Linked DNA regions of Homo sapiens: region 2 is linked to region 1. The links are chromatin loops, found by intact Hi-C in ENCODE. Cell type or tissue: PC-3. All regions are shown on one strand. Links, peaks and the distances in the headings refer to the core of each region. The heading gives the core; the rest is flanking DNA.

Region 1 (5,772 bases), core at 1,063-3,562:
CTTCTTATCAGGATAAAGTTATTAAAATTAATGTCTTGTCCAGTCAAAGCTGCAGTTATGGCTTGTGGAAGAGGGAGGTCAGTTAGTCAGTGTCTGGTAGTGGTGAAATCCACTTGCTTCAGTATTGCTCATTTCTAGGCCAGTGCTTATTTAGGTGATAGAGAAGAAGAAGAAGAAGAAGAAGGAAAAAAAAAAAAAAAAAACTCACGGCAACTAGAACATAGTTTATTCTTTCTTTATTTTTTAATTTTTTTTTGAGACGGAGTGTTGCTCTGTCACCCCAGCTGGAGTGCAGTGGTATAATCTCAGCTCACTGCAACCTCTGCCTCCTGGGTTCAAGCAATTCTCCTGTCCCAGCCTCTGGAGTAGCTGGGATTACAGGCACATGCCCCCACGCCTGGGGGGGTTTCACCATGTTGGCCAGGTTGGTCTCGAACTCCTGACCTCTGGTGATCTGCCCGCCTCGGCCTCCCAAAGTGCTGGGATTACAGGCGCGAGCCACTGTACCCGGCCCATAGTTTATTCTTTAAGTATAGGGATGCATCACTTAACCATTGTCTGGCATGGCCTTGGTCCTGTTTATAATTTGGTAAATTATTGCCCCAAGAGTCCATTCTATCAGTCTTATGATCTCTATTTTAACGTTAATGCTGGTCAGTTGTGTCTAAACTGCAAGAGGGTGGGAGTGTAATGAGGCATGTCTGACCTCCCATTCCATCATGGCCTGGAACTCACTTTTTTACGGTTTCTCTGAGGTCCCCTTGGCCAAGAGGAGGTCCATTTAGTCAATTGGGGGGCTTAAGATAGTATTTTTAGTTCTCATAACTAAGCAAAAAGAGAATAATATTGCAAGCATGTGTAAAGATGAGTAGTTCTAAACTGAAATCTTGTGAAAAATGCAATATTCTTAATTATATTGTCACTTTCTATTAAATATGGTAGTTATATTTTTAGTAACTCATTTTAATAGATAGTAGGAACAAATTTTATCTTAGATCATCTGTCACTGACCATTGAGGAGGCCATTGAACTTGGTGGGCACACATACTCCAGTTGCTAAGGATTGTGGCTCTGACCACCAAATTTCATCAACCCTAAGATGCTATCATCTGTAAGGTGTGCTAATGTTTGCTAAGTTGCACTAAGAAAAAAAACTGCAAATAAATGCTTTTTCAAATAGTGTTCACTTTTATACTCACAAAAGATATTTTTTAAACTTATTTAAACATAAACTTTTATTACATATTACTCTTGTACAGAGAAAAATGTAAGTGAAATAATTGCTTAAGGCATTCCTAAAACCTCTTCACCTTTACAGTTTATTTTTACAGTTTTTTTTTTGGTCTCAAAATCATTAAGATCAGTATCTCCATCAAGACTTCACTACTGTCAGTAAGATTTTCTTACAAGCTGCTGCAGAAAGTATTGGTGATGAAGCTTTCTTGATCTGACCAGGAAGTGCCGAAAGAAGGTTTTTAGATGTCAATCAGGAAGGACACACCTTCCTCAAATGGCCCTTAAGTGATTTATCAGCTGAAGCATCAAGATTGCAGTTATTCAGTCATATTGCAAGGACCAACAACCATGTTTGTGGGTAGATAGTTAATAATAACTGGATCACGATTGCAATTTGGCTGAGAGTGATGTGTGAGAAAGCACATGTTGGTAAGATACCAATTTTAGGAATCCTCAAATTTGAAAAAGTGTGCCTTAAAAATGATGAAATATGCCAATTTTAAGAATTCTCAAATTTGAAAAAATGTGCCTTAAAAATGATGACCTATGGAAAGTAAAACAACAACAACAACAGTTTATCAGGCTATTCCAGATAGAATTTTGCTTATATCTATATAATTTATTCTACATACCAAGGAATCTGATTTCTTTTCTTTCAAACTTTGATGCCAGGAAGGTGGTCCTGCATTGTAGACTTGCATTTTACAGTCATTAGAAAGATAAGTTATAAAAGTGCTATCAGCTGACACATACCAGTATTTAACATACGCTTGATACTGTTTTAAGTGCTTTGCAAATATTAACTAATATCATTCTCACAACTACCAGGAGAGGTATATATTGTTATTCTCATTTTACAGACGCAGAAACTGATGAATAGAAATTAAGTTGGCCAAAATTGCCGTGCTAGTAAGTGGCAGGACTTGGATTTAATCTGAGGGAATCTGGTTCCCGAGTCTTCACTCTGGTGTAAATACGTTATAAATGCAAAAAATTAACATTTACAAATCTATTTATATGCGAGATATTATGCCACAACATCTGATCTGGCTTTTAGTTCTAAGTCTAGCTTAGCATCTGACTCCTATTCTGTCCCTGGATTTGAGTTTAATTCCTTGGTAAGAAAACAACTTCCTGTGAATAATAGAATCTGGGAACCAGTTTTGAGGTTTCTCAACTTCCGCACTATTGACATTTTGGGTTGAATAATTCTTGTCGTTGGGGTTGTCCTGTGCATTGTAGGAGGTACAGCAGCATCCTTGGTCTCCACCCACTAGATGCCAGTAGCACTCCAAGCTGTGAAGATGGAACAGTCTCAAGACATTGCCAGGTAACACTTTAGGGAGCAGAATCACCTCTGGTGGAGAACCCCTAAGTCAAAAGTACAGTGGGTACAGAGTAGTTTTCATGGGTCTGTTAATTGATGGGGGATTTCTCACATATGGTGCGTAGGATTCTAACTTTGCAATGACTAAGCAGAAAAGAAGGGTTTATATAATCTACATAAGTATGTCTTCGTATAGATTTCACCAGTGAGGAAAGGGGAAGAGGTGAATTATGATTCATGCTAGCAGATGGAGGAATAAACAGAGGCATTGCTAACATTTTCCTGCTGGACTTCTGCAGTATTTGAATACATGAATTTTTAAATATTGGAGTTCAAAAAAAGAGTTTCATAAAATTGTGATTTCTTTTTAAATATTTAATCAATTTATTAATTTATTATAGGTATTTTTGAATATCTCCTTTGTACATAATTGTGCAAGTTCTCAGAATATAGAAATGAATACAATATGATCCCAGTCATCAAAGAAGCTGAACTCTAGAATGACAAAGCATAACCTTGTAGCATTGAGCTATTTTTCTAGTGAGTCTACAGAGTCCTGCTTTTAATATCACAATGCCACTGTCAAAAGATGTACAAAATTAGATAATATTTGAAAAAGCAAAACAAAAAAATACAGTTAGGTGAAAGGAATAAGATCTAGTGTTTGTACTAGGAGCAAGATCTAGTGTTAACTACAGGGTAACTATAGTTAACAATAATTTATTACAAATTTCAAAATAACTAAAAACATGAAATCAAACTGTTCCTAACTAAAAGAAATGATAAATGCTTGAGGTGATGGATATCCCAGTTACCCTGATTTGACCATTATACATTGCATGCTTGTATCAAAATATTATTACATGTGCCACATAAATACATGTAACTATTATGTAGCCATAATAATTAAACGTTAAAAAATAATTTATTGTGAAAGGCTATTAACTCAAGGCATCTGAAAAGTTCTTGTATATGCCTATTATAGAAATGGTATTTGTTTGAGTTTGGTGCTAGGAATATGGGGTTGTTTTTGCTTTTTCAAGTGAAAGTCTGATTTCTAACTACGTTACTGTGACCGAAGGAAAAAAATCATCAAAGTTCATTCTTGCCAGTGGAAATAGACAATAATTCTTGGTAATTTAATTACATATCCCTTTAAAGAGCTCTAAATACATTAGAATAAGAGAATTAAATAAAGACAAGTAGATTCATTATCATCTTTATGCTAGACTCATGAAAGAATACATATTGCTAAACTTATTGACAAAATACTGCTTAATAAAAGTAGCATATACTAGAACCTTTCTACTACGTTTCATTTTTAATCTTTTACTTCTATATATTTAAAATAACCTAAGGTAAGGAAAGAAAGTAAGATACCATTAGAGGGGACATTATGATGGACTGTTCCAATGGGAAGGTACCACCTTGTTAGCAATTAAACACTGAGCCTATGGAGTCAGAATCTGTAGGTTCAAACTGTGAGTCCATTTCTTAAGGATAAGAAGAAGTCTCGGAAAAATTACTTAATCTTTATTCATTTGTGATATCAGGATAATAATAAATACCTACCACCATAGTGCCTTTGTGAGAATGAAATAAGAAACTCATGTACGGCTTAAAATATACTGTTTCTGGCATATAACTACATATACACAAATAAAAGTTATTAACATGACTGACAAATTGATATCTTCAACCTTAAACGAGTTGGAAACCGAGTAGATTTCACACCAAATACCTAATTATATATTTCACCCATCATCTTCTGGCCTGCCTAAATCAGGGCTTCTTCCCCCTCCTCAACCATGAAGTTTCTACTAAAAATGTTAAATAGTTCACTTTTTTCCAGTATCCTTTCTAGACTTTTCTCTTGGGCTTTTCAGTATTCTTCGTGGAGTGCAGTGGCACAATCTTGGCTCACTGCAGCCTCCGCCTCCTGGATTCAAGTAATGCTCCTACCTCAGCCTCCCAAGTAGCTGGGATTACAGGCATGTGTCACCATACCCAGCTAATTTTTGTATTTTTAGCGTAGACGGGGTTTCACCATATTGGTCAGGCTGGTCTCGAACCCCTGACCTCAGGTGATTCGCCCACCTCGGCCTCCCAAAGTGCTGGGATTACAGGCATGAGCCACTGCGCCTGGCCCTTAAATTTTTTTATTGATACATTATAATTGTACATGTATCTCATTAACATGATAATGTTATATATGTACATGTAATATTATATATGTACATGTAATATTTGATTACAATTGTACATGCGATATTTTGATAAAGCATATATTTTGTAATGATCAAATCAGGAAAATTGGGATATTCATCATCTTCAACATTTATCACTTCTTTGTGTTGGGACATTTCCAATCTTCTCTTCTACATATTGTGAAACATACGATAAATTATTGTTTAGGCTCACCTTAACTGGGCTATCACATATTATAACTTATTCTTTCTATTTATCTCTATGTTTATCTCCATTAACCAACCTCTCTTCATCCTCCCTGTTTTCCCAGCCTCTGGCACCTATTGCTTTATCATCTACCTCCAGGAGATCTACTTTTTTAGCTCCCACATATGAGTGAGAACATGCAGTATTTGTCTTCCTGTGCCTAGCTTATTTCATTTAACATAATGTTCTCCAATTTCATTCATGTTTCTGCAGATTACAGGATTTTATTCTTTTTTATGGCTGAATAGTATTCCATTGCATACATACTACATTTTCTGTATCCATTCATTTGTTGGTGGACACTTAGATTGGATCCATATCTTCACTATTGTGAATAGTATTGCAATAAACAGGAGGGTTCAAATATTTCTGTGATTCACAAATTTCCTTTCCTTTGGACAAATACCCAGTAGAGAGATGGCTGGATCATCTGATAATTCTATTTTTAGTTTTCTGAGAAACTTCCATATTATTCTCCGTAATGGCTGTATTAAATTACATTTCCACAACAGTGTAAAGGAGTTCTCTTTTCTTTGCATCCTCATCATCATTTGCTATTTTTTGTACTTATGATATCTCACTGTAGTTTTAATTCACATTTCCCTGATGATTAGCAATGTTGAGAATTTTTTATATACCAGTTGACCATTTGTATGTCTTCTTTTGAGAACTGCCTATTCACATCCTTTGCCCACTTTTTAAAGGCATTATTATTATTACTATTGAGTTGTTTGATGTCCTTGTGTATTTTGCAT
Region 2 (5,772 bases), core at 2,224-4,723, 400 kb after region 1:
CTTAATGATTGGGCTGCTTCTTGGGCCATTTTACATATTAAATTAGGTTCCACTAAGGGGCAGCAGGATACTAGACCCATCTTCTTTACCTCTTTGTCCTTTCATGATATTCTGGAAACTAAAGTATGTCATTGGGTTCCTTGCATAAAATAATATTCCTGTCGAGTGCCACTAGGACCCTTAATAACCGAACAAGGAAGCAAACAACTTCTTGAAAACCACACTACACTAGCATATTGCTCTTCAAGAATATTCCATGAGCAGTTCTCAGTTAATGCTAACACTAGGCTGAAGCATATAAAATTGCCAATATCTGAGCATTTGGTGCAGGCAAAATGGCAATTAAATATGAGCATGCAAAAGAATAGTACTTGTGTTTTGATGAACAGTGTGTATAACATACTAAATTTCACTGCAGTATGATATTTATTACTGCAGAATTAAGGCTAATTTCCATGAACAGGAAAAACATTGTTACTAGCATATCAATCGATTAGGCTCTCATTACAGTTCTACAGTGAAGGATACATACTTATCAAAGGAAAACCCTTTATTGCCTAGAATGTTATTCTGAGAGAACACAGAGTGATTGTTGAATCCTTACTGGAAATTCAAGTTGTATTCCATTTTTGCATACATCTGAGAGATCCAGAGATACTATTTAATATTTAAGATAATTAAATTTTATAGAAGTTAATTCATATATCTGTGATTTGATATCAAATTTTGTGACTCATTACATGAAACTAGTTTTTCAGAAATTCTGTAGTTATATGGACATGGTACTTGTTTTATTTTTTTCTAGGAAAAATAGAGGCATCTGTCTAAATATAAAATGCAGAAATCACAAAGTTACATTCCACAATTAAATGTAATGTTATAGAGTACTGACAAATGTTAGATTTTCAAAACCTAGCATCAATAATCTTTTTCTTTATAAAAATATATATTTGATTTCATGTGGAGAAAAGAAATGGAGTAGTACTTTGCATATTTTATACAAAACATAGGTGTTTAAATCATACTACACTTAGAGACTGATAAGCATATTTTCAAGGTTCCCCCCCCAGCATATTTTGTAAGGAAGATTTTGTAAGAAACAATATGCCATAATGTTTCTTACAAAAATATGAGTCAAAATATATTTATTTCATGAAGACTTTATAAAAATAAAATTTAATTCTTATTACTTAAAAGGGATATTATTTTCTACAGAAGGCAGTTTCTGCACACCAGACTTTAAGGAAGCACGTCTAAAAGTAAATATCTTGCTTACCTTCTGATATATTTCCTTCCATTTGGGGATTATGCAATCGAGTGTCAAAGCTATTTTTAAACAGACTAATGAAGTGTACAGCTTTTTTCTTGCTCTTTTGAAAGTGTAAATTTATTTTCTGTTAGTAGAAACAAAAGCTTAAAATCCAAAGCAGGGAACAACAGATTTGAGAGCAGATATCATTGAAGGGCCAGAAACCATGAAGCATACTGCTGGGTATTTGGGTTGTCTTTCCTGGTCATATCCATTTAGGGAGATTTTTTTAATCATAAAAGTAATATACATATTATTGGACATTTGGAAAAATAATACTAAAGAAAAAAAATCAGTCACGGTTCCTAAAACAGTATTTTGCAACATGCATATATTCACGTTTTAATAGTTGTAACAATAAATCTGCTGAAAACTCTTTTCATATAACATAAGCATATTCCAAGGCATTTTGTAGTCTTCAGAGCTATCATTTTTAAGGACTTCAATATCTCACTGAGTAGCTACATTTAACATAGTTTACATAACTATTCCTCTATTATTGAGTAAACCTGTCTAATGTCTAAGGGCAAGTAACCATTAGCTGACTTGTTACAGGGAAGATTTATATATCAGGCAAGGGCTGAACTTGAAACACTGAAATTCTTTTTCCTTTGAGCCTCAATGAAATGAGCACAGTGGTGTATAGAAAAAAAAAAAAAAAAACATGATGAAGACCCTGTGCAACTCTAAAGGAGCCAGTCTACATATGTGAAGCAAGCACACTGAAGCGGCATTTCCCTGGTGTGCATTTTTCCATGAGTCTTCCTAGATTCCATATTACTGTATGGAATAATATTTTATGGGACCATTAATCTTTGTCTATCTTTCTGGCCACCTTCTACCCCATCTCAGCATGAGTGGAAGAAAAAGATTAATTTTTTTAAAAAAAAAAGGAAAGCATGAAAGAGAAGGAGGTAGAAGAAGAAGTCAGAAAGAAACCAAAAGGCAAGGAGAGAGGAAAAAGATCAAGGTTGTTTAGTTAGTAAGGAAGACACAGTTCTAGGACAGTAAGATATTTATCTAGGCAGTTCCTTTAAAAGAGGTTGTCCTTAAAATAGGATTTGAGTAGGCAGGAGACTGAGATCAGGGAGACAGTACCTGAAACAATATTTTTGTACCATGTTGCCCAAGGCGTGCTACACTAACCAACATTTATTTACACATTATTTTTCTAAGGCCTGAATTTCTAAACTGATGAGAAGAAAAAGGCTAAAATGTGAAAAAGGATGTTTTTCTCTGTCAGTTACACACATCCATAGGGTTCCTAAATTTGGAAAACCTCTCGTTTTTTTCCAATATAATGTCACTAATCTCTATTCATTTGATTTCCCAATGCACTTAAGCCTATAGTTCCATAATGGATACAAGTTTAAACAAAAAGAAAGTGTTTTGTACCTATATAAAGGTAATCACAGGCAGGGGAAATGGTTATGAAAATTATTCAAGTTTCCACAGAAAGGCAATATTTTTATGTAAGTTTTAAAAACAAAAGGATTTTTTCCTGTCCTTCCAGAATCATAGTGAGAACTGAAATTAAAAAATCATAGTAACTAAAATATCATAGTGATGATTGAAAATCTCAAGCTTTGTACACACACACACACACACACACACACACACACACCTGACAAAGTAACCAGTTAACACAATTTATATTTGAATAAATCAAACTTCCTACAACCCAAATTAGTCATGAGTAAAGGCACTATACTAAGACATTCCAATAATATCCTGATAGACAGATCCTGTTTCAGGCCCCATAAAATGTGTATTTCTCACTTTGAGTGAGTTGACTCATTGCCATTAATAACCTACAAGAAATTTCTGTGCTTTTAGGCTCCAGGTAAAACTTCTTAATATACTGCATGGGAAGTTTATTAATGACTTGCTAACATTATGCAGAGAAAAGGAAGTCTTGCAAAACTGTTTAATATGTTTATATTTCTTGGCTCAATGTCACAAAATCAAGACAGCAAAAATAATATATAACTTCCCAAAACATAGTGATTCATACTGATTCTGTCTTAGCTTCTTAGCTTTTTCCAAGTTTCCCCCGCCTTTCTCAATTACACACCCATACACTCACCAGTTATAGCAAATACTGAATTGGTTGAACTCTATTTTGTTTGAGAAACAAGAACCTGATAGAATTTCTTGCCCTTTTTTGAGCCAACTGGAATAATGGAGCTACCCTTTGACACCTGTCCAGTAGTTATTACACAAAAGTGCAATTAAACCTTTCCCTCAGGCACCTCTTTGGCTGGCATGAGAGTGTCACACCACAACCATCAGCGCTGAAAATGAACTTGGCACCTTTCCTCATGTTTTCTACATTAGTCACTCACTTATACTGTATTGTTTGTCTTCATTCACAACTAAGATACTAATCTCAACAATGCTTCAGAGCACAGCACCCTATGAAAGGGAAGATGCTTCAGAATTCTCATAATAAGCATGAGGCTGGTGGGTCTTCTCTCCACTTCATCTGTCTCCTAACTCCCACAATCCAAGAATATGTTTATGTTGGTGAAACATGCAGAAAACTTTTAAACCAAGCAGGGAAAGAGAAAAGTCAAAAGTCACAAAAAAGCAACATGCAGTCTCTCGAGGATTCAGAAGAGGCATGAAGGGGAAAGGTTATGGGCATTAGGAGATGACTAACTACACTTGAACCTCACTCACACTTTCATTTTTAATCACTTGCTGTATATCTGTTGGGGCTGTACATCTGTTGGGATTACATGCCTGTAGTCCCAGCATTTTGGGAGGCCGAGTTGCGCAGATCACTTGAGGCCAGGTGTTCAAGACCAGCATGGTCAACATGGGAAAACCCCATCTTTACTAAAAATACAAAAGTTATCTGGGCGTGGTGTTGCACACCTGTAATTCCAGCTAATAAGGAGGCTGAGGCATAAGAATCGCTTGAACCTGGGAGGAGGAGGTTGCAGTGAGCCGGGATCGTGCCATTGCACTCCAGCCTGTCAACAGAACAAGACTCTGTCTCAAAAAAATAAAAATAAATAATATGTTGGGTGTCCTCTAGACAGCTACTTCTCTTTAAGCTAACTATTTGAAACAGCAGTGCAAGACCGGAGGGGCTTCACCAGAACCTTGTGAGCATTATGCATATAGTGTTACTTAAGAGGAATCAGATACATACTTATCTTTCACAAAAGCTGAGGCAGAAAGAGGCTAAGTGGGTCACTTGGTCAAAATAAGTAAAATATGCCAAAAGAATAATAAAATAACTTGGCAAGCCAGGTTCAGGTCTTGGGGTTATATTAATAGTTCAGTTGTATTACTGCTTTGGTTGCCTCACCTTGCATATAGCTATCATTTACAATATTATTTCTATGTGGAAATACTGAAAGTTCTAAGCAAAAAAAATACATTCATAAATGAATTTTTTAAAGAACTAACTCATAAAGTTGAACGTCGGTGAACATTTTATTTTATCCACGTGTATGATGCATTCTAAATAGTCATCAGGCCTTGTCTTATATGTTTATGTCGCATATGGCCTATGTGTCCAGTATAATGTTAACTACTCAAGAATCATTTGTAGTATATTCTATGCTTACTGATTTTTGAGTAGACATAAAATCACTATCATGAACTGTCAGAATACAGTATAGTCATCTACTGTTAAGCGACACGTGACTACACTGTATTCTGTCAGTTTGCGATAGTGAGAAATGTGATACTGAGAAAGGTGTGGTTAGGCAATTTCATCATTTTGTGAACATCATAGAGAGTACTTCCACAAACCTAGATGCGATAGCCTACTGCACACCTAGGCTATATGGTATAGCCTATTGCTCCTAAGCTATAAACCTGTACAGCATTTTTCTGTACTGAATACTTAAGGCAACTGTAAGACAATGGTATTTGTGTATCTAAGCATATGGAAACATATGATAGATACAGTAAAAATTGGGTATAAAAGTAAAAAATGGTACACTTACATGAATGGAGCTTGCAGGACAGGAAGTTGTTCTGGGTGAGCCAGTGAGTGAGTGGTGAGTGAATGTGAAGGCCTAGGACATCATTGTACACTTAGGGTACACTGAATCTATTTTTAAAATAAAACTAACTTTCTTCAATAACAAATTAGCCTTAGCTAATTGTAAATTTTTCACTTTATAAACTGTTTAATTTTTTGACTTTTGTACTAGCACTAAGCTTAAAACAAAAACACATTGTACAGCTGTATAAAAATATTTTTTCTTTATATCTTTATTCCATAATCTTTTTTTTAACTATTTAATTTTTTTAACTTTTTAAGCACTTTAAAAAAAAAAAACTAAGACACAAACAAATCATCCTAGGCCTGCACAAGGTCAGGATTGTCAATACTACCGTCTTCCACCTTAATCATGTCTCACTGGGTTTCTCCCAGGGGAGGGAAAGAGAAGACTGACTGAAACATATGTCCAGCAAGCAGACTTTCCAAAAGGCTTCTT

Evidence for each region. Peaks named below come from ENCODE experiments on the same cell type or tissue, not always from the same donor. Only the 100,000 strongest peaks of a DNase experiment are listed, where the experiment ranks them.
Region 2: it touches region 1 in a loop (6-fold over the local background); 1 of 110 quality-filtered maps calls a loop at or near these places.

What each region holds. Positions count from the first base shown.
Region 1 is chr1:215,514,520-215,520,291 of GRCh38, reverse strand. No RefSeq gene overlaps it. Among named protein-coding and RNA genes, the nearest start is that of KCTD3, 50 kb to the left of the region's middle. In PC-3, for the core only: a CTCF peak has its summit at 2,513 (motif pointing right); a DNase peak (open chromatin) is centred at 2,491; H3K4me3 peaks cover 646 bases; H3K27ac peaks cover 422 bases.
Region 2 is chr1:215,112,156-215,117,927 of GRCh38, reverse strand. The region is part of intron 2 of KCNK2 (potassium two pore domain channel subfamily K member 2); the gene reads right to left. Among named protein-coding and RNA genes, the nearest start is that of KCNK2, 32 kb to the right of the region's middle. In PC-3, for the core only: no CTCF peak of the experiment used is centred there; DNase peaks (open chromatin) are centred at 3,087, 3,367 and 3,627; H3K4me3 peaks cover 1,120 bases; H3K27ac peaks cover 1,703 bases.